2 separate regions of the Homo sapiens genome follow, and region 2 is linked to region 1. A link is a loop called in an ENCODE intact Hi-C map of the cell type or tissue named here. Cell type or tissue: HepG2. All regions are shown on one strand. Links, peaks and the distances in the headings refer to the core of each region. The heading gives the core; the rest is flanking DNA.

The links. Peaks named below come from ENCODE experiments on the same cell type or tissue, not always from the same donor. Only the 100,000 strongest peaks of a DNase experiment are listed, where the experiment ranks them.
Region 2: a loop joins it to region 1, with 23 times the contacts of the local background. A loop is called at or near these places in 2 of 110 quality-filtered maps.

What each region holds. Positions count from the first base shown.
Region 1 is chr10:88,892,912-88,899,882 of GRCh38, forward strand. The region is part of intron 1 of STAMBPL1 (STAM binding protein like 1); the gene reads left to right. Among named protein-coding and RNA genes, the nearest start is that of STAMBPL1, 16 kb to the left of the region's middle. RefSeq lists an enhancer at 5,928-6,017. In HepG2, for the core only: no CTCF peak of the experiment used is centred there; DNase peaks (open chromatin) are centred at 2,520, 3,620 and 4,750.
Region 2 is chr10:88,788,338-88,795,308 of GRCh38, forward strand. No RefSeq gene overlaps it. Among named protein-coding and RNA genes, the nearest start is that of LIPM, 11 kb to the right of the region's middle. In HepG2, for the core only: a CTCF peak has its summit at 3,791 (motif pointing left); no DNase peak of the experiment used is centred there.

The DNA.
Region 1 (6,971 bases), core at 646-5,645:
CAGGCAGGAAAATGATGCTATTTCAAACATTTATTTGTGACTCATTATACTTCATTGAACTAAGTATCTTTTGGATAGTATTTTCTTAAAAGCAAAATTCCAATAAAAAAGGAAGTATATTAAAAGGTACATTAAAGTTTAGTGCCTTATGGGTAGCTTATCTTTAGAAATGCATTATTTCCAGGAATGTTTAGTATTTTAACAGGAGGAGAGCAAATTAGCAAGTTCATATGAATTTGTGGTGAAAAAATATCTGTGTACAAATATGAATCTCTCTCCAGCACCTCAAATTCATTTGCCAAGTGTTTTATAATGCATATTAATTGAATCATCACATTTAGAAAAGAATCTAAAATTAGCACATTGATGAGCATATGAAATGCCTTTGATATAGCACAAAAATGTAGAATTTATATTAAAAACCAGCAAATATTTTGAATTGAACTGTGTCTAGATAGAATAATTATGGATTTGAATTTCTTAACTACATATACCATGTAGTCAGTCCACAAACACTGAATCATTCTGCCGATGAAAAAAGTGAAGGGAGCTGGGCACGGTGGCTCACACCTGTAATCCCAGTACTTTGGGAGGCCGAGGCGGGCGGATCACCTGAGGTCAGGAGTTCGAGACCAGCCTGGCCAACATAGTGAAACCCCGTCTCTACTAAAAATACAAAATTAGCCAGGCATGGTAGTGCATGCCTGTAATCCCAGCTACTTAGGAAGCTGAAAGAGGAGAATCGCTTGAACCTAGGAAGCGGAGGTTGCAGTGAGCTGAGATTGCACCATTGCACTCCAGCCTGGGCAACAAGAGTGAAATTTCCTCTCCAACAAAAAAATGTGAAGGGAATGAATGTCCTTTTATTTCTTTGGCAGGGAGGAGATAATGAATCAGATAGTTGTAATGCTGAACTGAAATCTTCATTTCCACAGTAAATTTTTTCATTCTTGTCCAAGGCCCAAGGATGTGACCTTCTCTTGGATTTTCCTGATTATTATGAGAGGCAAGTCGTTAGTGTTGCAGTGTGACTGTGAGTATAAGCCCTGAACTCCTGTGCACTTAGAGTCCCTGCTCTGTCATTTGCTTGAATTACTTATCTCTTCTAGGCTTTAGTTTTCTTATCTGTAAAATGGAAATCATGGTCGTAATCATTTGAGTGTTTCCTGGCACCAAGCATTGTGCTATATGTTTTACAAGCATTATCTCACTTTACCTTCTCAGTACCCCTATTCATTATCAACCTCCTTTGCAGTTTGGGAAGCTGCAGTTCTGCTGTTAGTGGTTCCTGGAGCCAGAATTTGAATTCAGATGTTCTAACCCTGGAGACTGCATGTCTAATCCCAAGGCTCAACTACCTCCTATTGGAGAAGGCTAACTGAGATCATGTGTGTTCATGCATCCAGTTAGCCAGGGAACGAAAGCATTCTGCTAATGGTACCTATTGTTTTATACAGGTTTTTTTTTTGGCTATCTTTTTCTATTGAAGGCGACATAGTACCTTGCCTGCCCAGAATTCAGCTCACTCTTACCTAGAAGGCAGTCTAGAAAAAACAAGATAAAAGGCATTTTGAGCAGCAAAATTAGAAATCATGTAGCACATTCACTGTAATCAGCAGGTGGTTCACTCACAGAAGATCTCTCCTGATGCACACCTAGTCTATACTTTCATTCTGTAAATAATCTCAAATAATTTTTATCAATGAGAGAAAATAGATTAAAGGAGGAAAAAGACCGAATTCAAGAAGTTTAGTAAATAAGTTGCCTTTTAAGTGATTTTTTTCTAAATGAATGACAGATTAAACGGAGCAAATTAGAAATGGAGGGAAGCATTGTTAATGTTGAATTATGAAGAAAGGGTTAATGTTTCTATTTTAAGTTAAGGAGTAAATAATATATCTTAGAACTGTTTCCTTCAAAAATATTTAAATCTCATAATATTTTATGATTATTATTTACTATTTTACTATTCAGAATCACCTCTTTTGTCACGGGATTCATATAGCTAAAGATTTTCTTATATTTCCAGAGGAATCCTATGCTAATTAGGGAGCATATTACAGAATCCTAAGAGTGCCTTTTGTAATGGCATTTTAAATCTTATATAATAACAATTTAGAAGAGAACGGTTTTAGGGTAAGATCAGCAGCTCAGCCATGTGAGCAAGGAGCCAGGCTCATTCCACCCTTGGGTTCTGCCATCCTCCAGACACTGGCTGTCCTTGGACTTGACCCTTCTAGGTTGCAAAATGGCTGCTGCCTTTTAAAACTTATGTGAAGTCACATGTTCAGCTGATGAAAAGGCATATATTCCCTAGGATGTCTCTTTGTATTAGAGATGAAAATTTCTCACAGAATCCTCCCAACAGATTTCCCCTCAGGTCTCATTGTCCAATATTTGGTTACTTGCCAACCAGCCAAGTCCTGACTACAAGGGAGACTGAGAAAGTGACTATCTCTAGTGGGACTGGGCCCTGCTGGTGAGGAAGAAGTAGTGGTGGCTAGGGGATAGATAACTGTCTGTCAAAAGCTCATTGCAAAGAAGCAAGTAGTTACACATCAACCGACCATCTGATATCTGTAATAGAAGTCAACTTTTAGCAGAGGTCATTAACCTCACCTCTCCAACATTTGCTGTGAGAAAGAACTGATTTTCTTTGAGTTTCTTCCTGCAAGCTGGGAACTATAATGGAACTTTATTACCTCATTTAAGCTTTAGTTGAATTCTTCTGGAAAGCTATTGTTGTGCCTATTTAATAGATGAAGATAAGGTGCACAAAAAGGTTAAATAAGCTGCTGTAGCACTCCCAACTAGTGATAGAAACTGGCCCCTCCTAAAGTAGTATATGGCCCCCAAACCTGAGCTCTTCGTGCTAAGGGCACCGAACCACTTCATCTTGGTGGCTGGATAAAAAGTTTGTATTACACTATGCAAAATAATTATTTTATGGCCCAGTATGTGACTTTCTTGCACTCACAGTAGCCTAGATCTACCTCAAGGTAATTTAACACATGCATCAGGAGTGGTTTGTTTAATCATCTTTCCTGTAACAACTACATTCTTGCTCATTGATCTAATATAAACCATTCTGTTGTGACTGGTATATTTAATGTGGAATATACCTCTAGAAGTAACAGACAAGCACCTGGCACCTAGTAAATGATAATATATAGTACTTACAAATATAGGGAAAAAATCCAATAAAAGCTATTTCTAATATTATGATCATTTCGTTTTTATCTTATCAATATTTTAGTAAAGATAATTTATCATCTATGTCACAGCATATTTCTGATTGCAGATATTATAGAAGATAAGTGTAAAAACAAATCAATGTAATCTTTGCTTTTGATGTCTGAATTTTTAAAATCCTTCAAAAGGGACATGAAGGGTGGGCCTAGATTTATTTATTTTTCCTGAAGTAGGGCCCAATCTGTAAGACTGTGACTCAGGAGATCCTTCTTTGTGTCTCTGTCATTTAAGACATGGGAATGACCCTTTACCTCTCTTTATCTAAATCAGATTAGGTCATTGCAGCCTACAGGCTGAGTTACAATAATTTTCTTTGTCTACCTCCAACTGAGTAAATTGCACCATGTTCTTCCTGGAAAACATGACCACTAACCCAGTGGCTGTTGGTTTGGCCAATTAGAAATGAGACTGCTGGAGGTGGTATAAGGTGCTCTGTCCTCTCTTAACTGCCAATGGGCCACACCTACTTATCCAGGTCACTAGGGCACTCAAGTCAAAAGAAGTGCCTGGGAGAAAATGGCACATTTGGGTGATGGTCTCGCTGGCTGTTTACTGTATGCTGAGTCTCTTAGGAGACCGTTCACTGCCTGGTAATCATCTGCTTTCTGAATTCTGGAAAATATTTCTCTGTGGATGAAAATGGGTCAGGATTCTGAACTTTGCCACACACACACAAACACACACATACATGCACGCACGCACACACACACACTATTTTAAGAAAAAGAAAGAAAGAAAAGAAAAGGAAATTAAGGCTGAAAAAATCACAAAATAAGCACCATGCTAGGTCAGATATTTTCCTCTGTTCATTCTTGCATTGTTTGCTGCTGATTTTAAAGGGCAGAATTGTTGAGACTCTTCCATGTTTCCATGGGGGACTTCAGACTTGGAAACATTGCAGGGACACAAAAGCCAAGAGGATTTTGCTATGGTTATGTAGAGAATAAACTGTTACAAGCTCAGAGCTGTGAAATACCAATTTGGAGAGGATACTTACCCCCTCCCAGGCCACTTATGGATGAGACAGCATTTTGGCCACATCCCCTCTGGGCACAGTCGACTGCTCAGTTGGTTCTGGGAGCTACTTGTTAGCTGAATCTCTGGGACAGGGGTTGGCCTCCATGTGCTCATTGTGAATATGTATGGTTCTGACACCATGATTCCCCACATTCTTGTGAGTCGGATTAACAGAAAGCAGACACTCCCCTACTCCTCTATAAAAGGTCAGATTAAAGAAAAAAAATGATGATGTCTTTGGAGGTTATGGTCAGGAAAAGGGGCTAGCAATAAAAGCAAGAAGGCAAGAGCTCTGAAGCAAGAACTCTGAAGAGATATCTTAGAGGTTAAACAGATCACAAGGCTGTAGTTCAGATGATCAGATGTTATCAAGCCACAAGAATGTGAGGTAGAGGTCAGGGAGTAGGCTGAGATTAAAGCGGGCGTTTCTGATGAATGTTTTCCATTAGTTTTAAGCCACTCTAAAAGCAGCGAAGTGTGGCTGTGACAAGCGCCCTGCCGAATGAGTAAAGTAAACCTTGGAGGGGGCTCAGTAAAGGATATTTAGCAAGCAAATGATAGAGCCTAGACTCAACACCCAGGCTTATCTCACTCCAAAGGCTGTTTGCACCGTGTGCTTTGTAGCACTTTGGACCTCCACTTTGGAGGGGGAATTTATTTTATTCTTGCATGATACTGAATACTTCCCATTAGTTAGCATCTGTGGATCTCAAGTACTATGAGGTGAAGTACCTCTTACTGTACCCTCAGTTCAAATTTTCTAATTGTTTTAGTAAGACCACAGTAGCACAAATGGCAAGTGGTACTTGCTGTTAATTTTTCCTGTTTTAGATTCTCCTGGCCCACTTTATTTCTGATTAGATTGAGGTAGCATAGTGAGTTTTTGTTTTGTTTATTCATTTGCATTGTTGATCTAGAGCCGTGGTTTTCAGACTTTATTGGTCTTGGAACCCCTTTACACTCTTAATTACTAAGGACACTAAAAAGCTTTGTTTATGTGAGTTATATCTATTTATATTTACTGTATTAAAAATCAAAACAGACATTTATAAGAGTATGCAAGTAAGCATTCCATTAACTCTTGTACCCTCTGGAAATCTCCACTATACAACTGTGAAAGATTGATATTTAAAAAGTCAAATAATGCTTTAGTAATATTATGAAAGTAATATTGACCTCACAGACTCCCTGACAGGATCGTGGGGAACCTGGACCACATTTTGAGAGCCACTGAACTAGAAAACATACCTGTTTATGTTGATCTTGCAATTGTTTATAATGCAACTGTAAGTGCCAGGACTAGGGGGCAAAAAGATAAAGGAATTAAGACAGGACCATCAGCTAATACATGGTTCAAAAAATAAGTTGACTGACCAGTCTGTGAACTTCTTTCATCTTAGATTTGAGGGGAGTTGGCTTCTATTTCTGAATTATTAATATATTCATATGTGGGAGTGAATAGTTTTTATCTATAGTAATTTAATAAACTCTGATGTTTAAGATATGTTTAAACATTTCATACATATAGAAGCTCATTACAGAGATGTTTGTTTCATTGTTTCTGCTCACACTTAGCATTGTTTTCTGGTCACCCAGCCCTGAATCCACCTTTCCTCTCTTGGCATATCCCACTGCCTCCTACAGGAGGATAAAGTGCTAGATATTTACATTTTCGGCCATCTTTTCAGCCAGGCTGCAGGCATGGGACCCAGACTTTGCCAGTCAGACATCTGCATCTCATGCTTTGAAATAGAAACTAGAGACATGCAGAAGTACATGGCGGCTGCACATCGTTCCCAGGGCAGCAGCTAGTTGCTGGAGTTGCTGGTGTTGGTAGTAGAAGCTGTAGAATCCCCTGTTCATCAAGTGATAGAGATAGCAGAGGTGTTTTCACCAGACCAATGCTGCTGTGTAGTCTGGGGCAGTGTTCTTGGATATGTAGCTTCCAAACCTGATTTCTCTGGCCTTCCTAGAAGTTTGTGTTTTTTTTCATTATCCTTCTGTGAATTCAAGAGTCAGACCTTTGCCTGCAATTAAGAATCCTGCTTAATTCATTCTGAAATGCAGTGTCTCTCAAAGTATTGTTTGGAAACCTCATGTATTGGAATGACTGGGCCATATCTGACAATACCTACTTGTGGGCTTAAAACCGATGGATTCAGAATCCTTAGGGTGGGTCTTAGGAGACTGCATTTTAAACAGATCTCAGGTTTATGTGATTTTAGATGCAGTAAAATGTAAAAACCGCTATCCTAATATTTTCAACCTTTTAAATTCTATGCTCTCTCTTTATGGATCTGAGCAATCATCAAAAGAAATAATTCTACTTTTTAAATATTTTATTTTTGAGCTGGAGTCTCGCTCTGTCACCCAGGCTAGAGTGTAGTGGTGCCATCTCAACTCACTGCATCCTCCGCCCCATGGATTCAAGCAATTCTCCTGCCTCAGCCTCCCTAGTAGCTGGGATTACAGGCGTGCACTACCACGCCTGGCTAATTTTTGTATTTTCAGTAGAGACGGAGTTTCACCACGTTGCCCAGACTGGTCTTGAACTCCTGACCTCAGGTGATCCGCCTGCCTCGGCCTCCCAAAGTGCTGGGATTACAGGCGTGAATCACTGTGTCTGGCCAATTCTACTCTTTTATAAGGCCCTAATAAATGACTTACTAGTGTTTTCTTGTTCCCCTCCCTCCCCGGCTTCA
Region 2 (6,971 bases), core at 780-5,779, 100 kb before region 1:
TAATGCAGGGACTTGCCTTTTCCTCTCAGCAAATCTTGGAAGGAGATTTGCATATAGCCAATGACCAATACATAATGTCCCAGAGATTTGCCATTGTCAATTTTCATTCTTCATGAATAAAAGGGATAGTACCTCTCCCTGTCTTGCTGGCTCACCCTCTATCCCTGTAAAGAATCAACTGTCAAAAGAAGCAGAAAGAAAATAGCATCACATTCCTCAAGAGAGGCCTCATACAGAGCTAAGGGAGGGATCATAGTCATCCCCAAACAACATGACTCTTCCCTAATCTTAATAGGGCAGTATTCTCCTATGGCAATATTTCCCAAACGCTAGTCATTCACATTCTTCATTCACAATGTTTGCAAAATCTGCATGCTACCAATAATATTGTTTGCTTAAAAGTCTCAAAATTAATTCACTATTTCACTTTTTAAAAGAAATTTTATGCAGCTATAGTGTAAATGAGAAAAAAATAAAATATCATTTGCCAAAACTTGAAGGTAACCATAACATAATAAAAAGTAGATGACTGATAATAAAGTAGATAGATGCCATGCCTAGCCAGTGCACCTGAGTTTAATATCTGCCTTCTTTTTGTTAAATGCATGCTCTTTGTTTGAAAGGGAGATTAGCAAGTGCTAGAAACAATGCCATAAGCAAAAGCTAGACTTCCTCCTTGATGTGCTCAGAAGACTGAAGGAAACTTGATAGGGAGACTGTAATAAGATAGGATGAATAATGGCCCCCAATGATGTCCATATTCTAATCTCAGGAGCCTGTGAATATGTTACCTTATATGGCAAAAGGAACTTTGCATATGTGATTAAGTTGGGATCTTGAAGTAAGGAGATCATGCTGGGTCATCTGGTTAGGCCCAGTGTAATCACAAGGGCCCTTATAGGAGAGAGGCAAGTAGGCCAAAGTTAGAAAAAGGAGATGTTACAATGGACCCAAGGTTGGAGTGATGTGCTAGGAGCCAAGGAATGGAGGCAGTCTCTAGTAGCTAGAAGTAAAAAAGTCAAGGAAGTGGGTTCTTCTCTGGTCTCCAGAGGAATATAGCCCTACCAACACCTTGATCTTAGAATTATGACCTCCAGAAGGTAAGAGAATAAATTTATGTGCTTTTTAAGCCACTGAGTTTGTGGAAATTTGTTATGGCAGCAAGAAGAAACTAATAACAGAGACTGATTGGCATATTATGTTATTCAAGGTCACATAATATCATGTTCATCTATCAGCTAAAACCTTCCACAGCCCCAGTGATGTACACCTACACATCGGGACACTGCCTAATGAATTCCCACTAGGCAGACAGGGAAAATGGTATCCATAAATTAAAGCAGCTACAGAAGAATTTAGGCCTGAGGCAGCGAAGCTGGTTGCTAAGGTGATGGCTGATTATAGGGAAAGCTCTGCATGGTCAATGTCCTGTTTCCTCCACTACTTTGGCTTTCCTTTATAATATAGCATCCGACCTGAGGAAAAGCCATTCCAGAATCAGCCGTCCTTCAACAAATGGACTCTGCATTTAGGTAGGTCATGCCCGTGGCTCTTTCCACTCCTAAATTGAACTATTGTTCTCTTAGATGAAAATAGACTTGGCAATACTTTCTTAAATTAAATAAAAACTTACTGTATTTTGTCTAATTATAAAAATAAGATGTGTTTATTATAGCCATTTTAGAAAATAGAAACTAACAAAAATTATAATTTCCTTTTCACCCAGAGAAACCTACTTGGTTAATATTTTGATAGATTTCTCTCTGGTCCCATTTCTGTTCATGTCCATTTATAATTGGAAAAGTATTCAATAAGTATTATTTAGCAGCCTTCGTTTTCTCTGTTAAAACATATTATGAACACTTTTGTACTACCTATAATATACCTCTATAATATTTTTGTAATGACTGAATATTTTGTTGTAAACACGAATTATAATTTCTATAACCAGTTCACTCACATGACTATTTATGCCACTTCCAATTTTTCACTATTTTCTTATAAATATTTTGGTTCACCACAGATGGCTCCTAAAAATAAATTTATGAGTTAGGAGTATTTAAATTTTTTACACACATTGCCAAATTTCCCATGAGGGAGTTATACAAATTTATCTATAAATAAGAATAATTTTAAAGGGAATTAATCGCAAATTTGAGTAAATATTAAAGAAGGAAATAAGTGGTAAACTTTTTTTGGGGAAAGAAAGAAAACCTTTTATTTTGTATTCATGTGTTAAGCAAGATAATCTGCTTGCCTTTTTGCCTTCCTCTTGACCTAACAATCTACTGGAGAAAGAGGGAAGAAAGAGATGCATGGAAATGGAGTAACTTCTTAAAGCGGAAAAAATAAGTGAGATTTTTTTTTTTTTCCCTAGAACAGTTAGATGGAAAACACTGTCAGGGCCAGGCACAGTGGCTCACACCTGTAATCGCAGCACTGTGGAAGGCCAAGGCAGGCAGATCGCTCTAGACCAGAAGTTTGAGGCCAGCCTCCTGGGCTCAAGGAGCAACATGGCAAAACCTGTCTCTGCAAAAAACACAAAAATTAGCCAGGCATGGTTTCATGCACCTGCAGTCCTAGATACTTGGGAGGCTGAAGTGGAAGGATCACATGAATGTGAGAGATTGAGGCTGTAGTGAGCTGTGATCACACCACTGCTCCAGCCTGTGCAACAGAGCAAGACCCTGCCTAAAACAAATTTAAAAACACAGTAAAATAAAAACAAAAACACTAGTAGTATCAGTGTTTTGGGGTGTCAGATAGGTTTTGTGGATGGACAAACCTCATTATGGCAAAATGTAGAAAGTCTTTTAGGCCTGCCTATTTCAAAATTCTCGTGGTACATAGCCAACCAACAATAGATCTGATGATTTAATCAATACAGAGATTCAATCTGTATAGCCTTAAAGTACATTTCTGCTTTGGCTGTCTACACAAATTGCTACATAGAGAACATCCAAATTACTCACTTGCTAAGTATTGATGTGGCAAAGCCCATGGCATCCACAGTAGCTGAGTACTAGTTCAGCTGGAGCTAAACCCAGCCCAGTAAAGTGTAATTACTACAGAGCATGGTCTACTGTTGAGATTGCCTGTTGCAGCCTTCTTTTATATTAATATTTTAACTGAAAAATGAGATAGAAGATTTCTAAGTAATCAGCTTCACTTCTAATTTTTTCTATCTCAAGCCTACAAACTGATATTCATCCTAATAATAACAATAAATAGCAACAACATCTTAAGTAGCTTCTGTACGCCAGGTGCCATGCTGTGCAACTCACACCTATATTTTACTTAGGCTTTACAACAGTGCTGTGAGGAAGATGCTGTTATTAGTCGTTTATGAGTGAGCAATCTGAAAACAGAAATGTGTCCAAGGGCCCACAGCTGGTGACAGGCAGAGCTGGAATTTGAACCCAGGTCTGTTGAACTCCACCCTTCTCTATTTTTTTTTTCTGTAGATGAGAAACTTTATTTTTTCCAGAGGACTGTTTATTGGATTTTTTTAAATTATGCTTTAAGTTCTAGGGTACAGGTGCACAACGTGCAGGTTTGTTACATATGTATACATGTGCCATGTTGGTAGCAAACTATCGCAAGGACAAAAAACCAAACACTGCATGTTCTCACTCATAGGTGGAAATTGAACAATGAGAACACTCAGACACAGGAAGGGGAACTCTACTGTATCTTGTAAGTGAGACTCCCTGCTAGGTGACCCTGTGGCTTTAAGGCTTCGTCTGGGATTCCCAGGCCCCAAACCAAGTCTGCACATCTTTGTGCCTGGCCCTCTAGTGGCCCTGGGAAAAAAGTTTTAAAGAAATCCAATGACAACTGGAGTCTTTTCTGATCCTTGATTGTCCCATCTTTCCTTAGGTATATTACAGGTTTGAAGGGATGGGAAAGGGGGAAACAATTTTCTTCTATATCTTTAAGGGCATTGTTTTTTTAAATTGTCTATAAAGTTTCTGGATTTTTTTGTTGTGCGTTTTGATTTATTTTGTTTGGTATGTATTAATGTGATTAAGAATAGGCTCTATTTCCTCTGTTGGAAAGATATGCCAGACATCACAGACAATCAAATAAACACTCTAGGTCAGGAACCTTTGGGGGAAAGCTTTTGGGAATGATATATGTCAACATTAGCGACAGTTAAAGGTAGGCAACATGCTGATACGTTCTGGAAATGGAGCTGAGACTCCCAAGGCCTCAATCCAAAAGCCAGAATGTGTTAAGGAGAGGCAATCTCTGAATACAGAGACACTTACCATTTACTTCTTTTAAAGGGCTGGGATGTCTCCTGAATGCTATGAGGTGCTTGAAAGGGCCTCTTCTTACCCGACTTGCTCTCTCTCATCTCTTCATTTCCTTCTGCCCCTTGCTTGCCTTAGCCTCCATCATGCTGAAGCTGATCTTAAACATTTGGGCAAGTTGTTTCCCTTTTCTTGGTCTGAGTTTACTCATCTGATCTGCCAGGGGTTTGTCAGCCTCAACACCACATAGTCCTGTGATGTAATAACTTTAAAAATCAGAGCAGGACAAAAGCAGAGTTGCACAACCTTGCCCTTCTGCCCCACACCAGCCAGGGAAACCGCAATGCCTGCCACTTCAGTGTCTGGGTGGTTCTCCCATCATATAGTTCCCCTCTTCCTCCGTAAAGGTTTGTGGTGCTTTGTGCTGCTTGCTGGCTGATCCTAAACCCTAAATTTGGAAGCCGCACAAGCCTGACTCCCCTCTAAGTGCTCCAGGACTAAAATAATTCCCAGCCATTTCTCTACTTCCTACTTCAAATTCGCAAAGGCTGAAAATACAAGTAGATATTTTCTAATTTTTTAAAAGGATCTAGATATAATGTCAGAGGAGAGAAGGATTATAGAAACCAACTTATCCAGGGACATATTTAGAAGCAAATCTTTTCAAACAAAAAATGTTGTAGAGGCTTCAACACATATAAAGTAAATGAGTAGCAGTAGTATATATTTATCATATACAATTCAAATTTATGACCTTCACATATCATGAAGTACAGTGATAAGGGTGACACTACTTCAGTGATCCCCAAAATTAGAAATGGTATTACAAATAACAGAACTTTGGTTATATCTGCCTAGACTTACACAGTAGTGCTTTGTTTTATTTGGCTATATGATATGATAGAATCTGCACAGATAAGTAGTTGAAGTCATAGTTGTTTTTAAACAAACATTTTAAACAACTTCAATTATCTTGTATAAGATAGCAAAGGAAGTTTTACTTGAAAGTTCTAGCAAGTTAGTGAATATGTGGCCACTGATGTTTTGCAATTTGATAATATAATATCCAATTTTTGGGATTAAAAGTGAAGCAAAATGCATCTATGTGCAGCATTAGGTGATTCACAGCATTTTCCAATTGGAATTCTGCAGACCAAATCCATGTGATCCTATTCTCTAGGCTTTGCTATATTTGTTAAATGCAAGCTGGTTTTACGATGCTTAATTAATATTTAAATCCACTTTGAGATCAAAGAAAACTGAACCAACATAAACTATCATTAGCTGTCACAGAAACGAGTAACTGGCATGGTTTTGTCTTCAATCCCTGTAGTTTCTCCTTACACATTTTAAAACCTCAAAGAGGTCATGGTTAGTATGAGTCACCATTTTACTACATTTTTGATGTGGTGAATATAGGAAAATCTTTAACCCTAAAAAAACTAGTCTTCTTTCACTTTCTTATTTTTATTTTTAATTTCTTCACTATCCTACTGCAGACATGAATCTTTCAGTTTCTGAGACCAAATTCCTCTCTGGAGAAAGAAGCCAAGCTGGGAGAATTTGTAGCATGGGGATTAGAGCTTCTCTTCCTGCAGGTAGCCTGCCTGTGAGTGTGGCACAGCACTGGCTCCCAAACTCAGCTCACCCTCAGAATCATTTGGTTCACCTCATGAAAATACAAAGTCCTAGGCCCCAAACCTGGAATCTTTGCTTCCGTGGGTCTGGAGTAGGACCTGAAATCATTACCATTAATTTGGTGTTTCTGATGATTCTGTGTCTGATTTTTTTTTTTAATATGAAAGGTAAAGTCATGGTTGAAAATTTGTTTCCACTTGGCATGACTAAAACCAGTGCTTTGAAAAGAACACACAATTATGATATGCCGTTGCTATCCAAAGGATTCAATGTCTGTTCTAGAGTTGGTGAGAATGAAAAATTTCAGTGTCATGAAGAACAGGGAGCATCTCATAGAAATGAAGTATCATTGCTCCTGAGACAATGAGAAAAGCTCACATCTTTTTCTCACCTGGAAAATGGACATCTACTAACTCACAATGGCAAGCTTATATGCAAACAACTTTTGGAAGATTTATCAACAGATACTAAAGGCTAATAATTTTAAATACCTTAAAAACATGTTTAAATACCTTTATTAAGTAAATTTTTTTATGACCAGTATTTATATACTGTGATGATTCCAAGATTTCTCAACCTCAGCACGATTGACATTTTAGGACAGATAATTTCTTGTGGGGGGCCTGTCTTGTGCATTTTAGGATGTTTAGCAACATCCTTGGCTTCTACCACTAAATGCCAGCAGCACTCTCCTAGTAATTACAACCAGACATTTCTCCATACATTGCCAAATATTCCTTGGCAGGGCAGACTTCCCCCAGTTGTAAAGCATCCCTCTAGAAAAATCACATAATCTCTCTGGGGCTTCAGATTTCTATAATGTAAGATCAGGTAGTAAAGCAGCATTCATAGCAGCAGAATCAGAAAAGACAAATACAGGTAAAATTAAATAACTGGTTAGAAAAAGAATAATTCAGACTTAATGCCAACCCATACAGAAAAATAAATCTCAAATGGTCTCGAATTTCAAATGAAGAAAGAAGTTAAAATATTGAGAAAATATAAAGAATATATTTTACAGCCTTAGGGTAAAGAAGACTTGCCTAAGAAAAAGAGAAAACATGGAAGCTAAAATTG